2 separate regions of the Homo sapiens genome follow, and region 2 is linked to region 1. The links are chromatin loops, found by intact Hi-C in ENCODE. Cell type or tissue: mammary epithelial cell. All regions are shown on one strand.

The links. Hi-C counts contacts between places; a loop is a spot of excess contacts. Peaks named below come from ENCODE experiments on the same cell type or tissue, not always from the same donor. Only the 100,000 strongest peaks of a DNase experiment are listed, where the experiment ranks them.
Region 2: a loop joins it to region 1, with 10 times the contacts of the local background. A loop is called at or near these places in 1 of 110 quality-filtered maps.

Annotation. Positions count from the first base shown.
Region 1 is chr11:72,182,067-72,184,566 of GRCh38, reverse strand. The region is part of intron 2 of FOLR1-AS1 (FOLR1 antisense RNA 1); the gene reads left to right. Among named protein-coding and RNA genes, the nearest start is that of FOLR1, 8.8 kb to the left of the region's middle. In mammary epithelial cell, a CTCF peak has its summit at 955 (motif pointing right); no DNase peak of the experiment used is centred here.
Region 2 is chr11:71,791,380-71,793,879 of GRCh38, reverse strand. It overlaps the pseudogene FAM86C1P. Among named protein-coding and RNA genes, the nearest start is that of DEFB108B, 41 kb to the left of the region's middle. In mammary epithelial cell, a CTCF peak has its summit at 1,077 (motif pointing left); a DNase peak (open chromatin) is centred at 830; H3K27ac peaks cover 861 bases.

The DNA.
Region 1 (2,500 bases):
GCCTCCCAAAGTGCTGGGACTACAGGCATGAGCCACTGGGCCCAGCCCTGTATAGTTTCTACTTCACTTGAAATGTTGATGTAAGTGCCACAGATCTTAGGGACCACCACACAGACTCTTCCCTGTTTGGCTAAGAGAAAATCTAAGGCAATTAAATTATCTATTACTACTTGAGCCAGGGAATTCAGAGACTTTGTTGGGCTGGAAGGCTTTGTGCAGTATCTCCAGCTACCTGTTCAATAGTGGCAGATAGTTTTGAATGTGCTGGTCAAGTTTTGAATTAGACTCCTTCAGTTTTGAATTAATCTCATTTAAGGAGGTTATCTGAGATTCCTGTGTTTAGAACTCTCATAATACCACTTAAAAATGGTCTCCCATGGGAGGATTCCTTGAGTCCAGGAATTTGAGACGAGCCTGGGCAACATGGTAAAACCCTGTTTCTACAAAAAAATTAAAAATTGAAAATAAATTAGCAGGGTGTGCCGGTGCATGACTGTAGTCCCAGCTACTTGGGTGGCAAAGGTGGGAGGATGGCTTGAGCCCAGGAGGTCGAGGCTGCAGTGAGCCGTGATTGTACACAACGCTCTAGTCCCCGTGACAGAGTGAGACCCTGTCACACACACACACACACACACACACACACACACACAAAAGGGCCTCCCATTGCTTCTCAGAGGTCTAGAACTCTCTCTGTTCTCATTGTGCCTACTAATAAACGAATTGAGGCATGTCAAACGTTCTGTCAAAAGATCTCCATTTTGGCATATAAAGCTTTTAATTGTTCCAGGTTAGCTTTTTCTAGGATCCCAAATATTCACAAGACTTTTTCTCATAATTCCGAAACATGTAACTTCCTGATGGCAGCTGGTCAGGGACTGTCTGTCCCCTTAGAACCTAGGTTCCCCATAACAGCATTTACTTAAAGACGTCCCTGCGAGTGCCACTAGAGGGCAAGCATCCTCACCAAACCTGATGGGCCGGATGAGTCAGGCTGAACTGCCCCCAACCTCCCCCACTAGAAACCCAACACAGCAAAGATAGCCCTTGCAGGGTCTGGATGGAGAGGATCAGAGAAAAAAAATGAAGTCTCTGAAATGTCAACCTAAAACCAGGAGATCTTAGATCAGGGAGAGCTTACCCACCTTCCTCCCAAAGCTGTCAGGGAGACAACTGAGCTGTCAATGGCTCCACCAGCCACCAGTGCATTCACTCACGCTGCGGGGAGCCTGGGCTGCTCTGTGGATCCTACTCTTGTCTTCAATTATATTGGCTTAAAATCACAAGATCTTTACATTTAGAAAGGAGAGCTTTCTTTCTTTCTTTTCTTTTTTCTTTTCCTTTTTTTTCTTTCTTTCTTTTTTTTTTTTCAGACACAGTTTCACTCTATCGCCCAGGTTGGAGTGCAGTGGCACGATCTCACTGCAACCTCCGCCTGCTGGGTTGAAGCGATTCTCATGCCTCAGCCTCCCGAGTAGCTGGAATTACAGGTGCCCACCACCATGCCTTGCTAATTTTTGTATATTTAGTAGAGACAGAGTTTCACCATGTTGACCAGGCTGGTTTCAAATTCTAGACCTCAAGCAATCCGCCCGCCTTGGCCTCCCAAAGTGCTGTGATTACAGGTGTGAGCCACCTCGCCCAGCCTAGGAGAGCTTTATTTCTTATGATGTGCAGGCTGGGAAGTGGAGTGAGGGTAGAACAAGGGTTTTATGCTAAAAGAGTTGGCTAAACATACATATTTAATAGGTTTTAGGAGAATCTATGAATATTTGTGATAGTTGCACACATGTGTACTAAGCAAACATACATATTACATATGTCCCATATTCCCTTTGGAGTGGAGACATTAAAATGCAGTTGATACCGGGTGCAGTGGCTCATGCCTGTAATCCCAGCACTTCAGGAGGCTGAGGCGGGTGGATCACCTGAGGTCAGGAGTTCGAGACCAGCCTGGCCAATATGGTGAAACCCCATCTCTACTAAAAATACAAAAATTAGCCGGGCATGGTGGCAGGCGCTTGTAGTCCCAGCTACTCAGGAGGCTGAGGCAGGAGAATCCCTTGAACCCAAGAGGCGGAGGTTGCACTGAGCAGAGATCGCGCCGCTGTACTCCAGCCTGGGAAACAGAGTGAGACTCCATCTCAAAAAAAAAAAAAAAAAATGCAGTCAAATTTGCCTCTGTATGTCAAAAGGGGAAACACAGGACCCAAGCACTTTGTGTGCTGCCTCTGTAAACCAGCCAGAACTGGTCCATGGTTGGGAGTCATTGATCAGCCAGGAATGTTTTGTAAGCTGATCAGCTGTCATGTCAAAATCAGGTAAGGAAAGGGAATCTGGCAGTTGGTTGAAATCGAAATCAGTGAAGGAGTCTCCTGTTCTTGGTTTTCCAGGGCTGGTTTCTGTTTAGCTCTTGGGAAAGAAGCCTGGTAACGGTTCGTGAGGAAGCTATCATCACGGCCAGGAAACTTGGATTTTAAAGTTTTTCCGGGGTCTCTTTGGC
Region 2 (2,500 bases), 390 kb after region 1:
TTAGTAGAGACAGGGTTTCACCATATTGGCCAGGCTGGTCTTGAACTCCTGACCTCGGATCCACCCGCCTCAGCCTCCCAAAGTGCTGGGATTACAGGTGTGAGCCACCACACCCGGACCTGTCAACTATTCTTTGAGGACTGGGCACCAGGTCCTTGTGAAGCAGGTAGAGTGTGTCACCTATTGGACAAATGCCTCACAACCCTATAAGACATGCTGTTGTTGTTGAAGTGCTTGATTTACAGACAGGGAAACTGAGGCTAAAGAAGGTTGACGAACCTCATGTCTAAGACTGCAGACTGGGTGAGTCAGGATTTGAACCCACACCCACGTTTTCACTTTGTCTGTGCGGGAAGGGTATCTGGGCTGTGAGGGGGAGGAGGGTGTCCTTCTCATACCAGCAAATAGCTCCGGTGGCCCTGGGTGGACTCCTTGGCCATCAGGGTCTCCACCAGCACCTCGTACAGCTCATCCAAAGGCTCTGTGTGGACAGCCTCGTGCTGGGGGCAGACAGAGTGAGAGCTTGTTTGCTTTCGTTCTAATCTGTAAAAATGGCCAGATGATTTTCACCAAGTTTGGAGGGGAGATATGGGATAGAATGGTGTAATACCGGCCAGCTGCCATATAAAATATTCACTTCGTTGGGCGTGGTGGTGTGTGCCGAATAGTCCCAGCTACTCTAGAGGCTGACATGGGAGGACTGCTTGAGCCCAGGAGTTCAAGGACAGCCTGGGCAAGAGACCTTGTCTCTAAAAAAAAAATTCACTTGGTAGGGAAACCTGGATGGGAGGGCCTTCAAAGAGAGGTGTTGAAAGTGTAGGGTTGGGTGTAGTCTAGGGCAGGAGACAAGGATTCTGTGAGAGCTGCCACATGACCATGACAGAGAGGAGGAAAACAAAAGGTGCTTTTAAGTGAGCCCAGGCAGAACTGTGAGGGCGGCCCATGCTGCAGGCTGTGGCTGTCAGCAGGCTGCTTCTCCACGGCTGGCCCCATCCTAAGATTCACAGGGCAGCAGCAGGGTACACTGGGTGACTGCTGCCCTCTCCTGGTGGCACAGGGCAGACCTACTGGTGACCACAGATGCACCCTTTTGGGGAGGACTAGGGAGAAAGAAGGTATTGGAGAAGCAGGGGATTGTTTATTTGCTAAAAGTGTGGCCCTTTCACACAGAAGATCTGCTACTGCCTACTGAGGAATGGCCTCTCGACATCCTTATGTCAAACCCTGCATGTTCGGGCTCATCTTTAAAATCCATCCTAGGCCAGGTGTGGTGGCTCATGCCTGTAATCCCAGCATATTGGGAGGCCGAGGCAGGCGGATCACCTGAGGTCAGGAGTTTGAGACCAGCCTGGCCAACATGGTGAAACTCTGTCTCTACTAAAAATAAAAAAATTAGCCAGGCATGGTGGCATGTGCCTATAGTTTCAGCTTCTTAGGAGGCTAGGCACGAGACTTGCTGGGACCCAGGAGGCAGAGGTTTCAGGGAGCCAAGACTGTGCCATGGTAATCCAGCCTGGGCAACACAGTGAGACTCTGTCTCAAAAAAATAAATAAGTAAAAAATAAAATCCATCCTGTATCAGTCAGGAAAGAGCTCATTCCAGCAGGATCAATGCAGAGAATTCACCAGCGGAAGTAGTTCCAAAGGTATGGCAAGAGCTAAACCTTCCAACAGGGGCCCGTGGGGCAACCCAGAGATGGACAAGAGCAGGAAACTCCAAACCCTTCGGCGGGCAGGACAGAGGGTGTGAGTGAGGGTTCCAGTGCTGTGGGCTGGACCAGCCTGGTAGGAATGAGAATCCATATGCTAGGAGCTGGGGCCCCAGAGAAGCAGCTGCTGCGGAAACCCCAGGAGGCAGAGTGAGGGAGAGACGCTGGCCTTCCCTTCTTCCCGCCCTGCACTGTCTCCCATGGGTCACACGCGGCTGCAGCCAGTTGCCTGGGGAGGCCCCTGCCATACTGGGGTTTGCAAAGCAGGCCCAGGGCCTGGGAAGGATGAGGTCTGCAGCACGCAGGTGGCTATGCTGTCCTGCTACTGGGCGGACACTGCCCATAACTGACCTTTTTGATGAGTTCTGAGAGAAAGCACCGGGCATACTTGACTGACGGCGGGTGCTTCACACACACAGGATGCTTCACAGTCTACTGCAAGGGACAGAACATTGGTTGCTCGAGAGCCCGTCTTAAGTCGCCTATGAGCCTCAAGCCAACATGGCAGAGGGCAAACTCCAGGCTACCGGATCCCTCAGCAAAGATGCAGATGGACACAGCGTTCTGGCCCCATGCATCTGAAGTTTGTCTTAAGCTATAAGCCGTTTCCTAAAAATGCTTCCACTGCAGTGGCACAGGCTATGGCAGCATTTCTAATGCCCATTCTGAGCAGGAACACAGGGCACGTGGGCCCAAACCACCTCCCTCCCAGGGGAGCCAGTGTGAACCAGCGTTTGCAGTAAAGACAGTCGCCAACTGTCTGGCTCTATGGAAGAGGAGGGAAGGCCCAC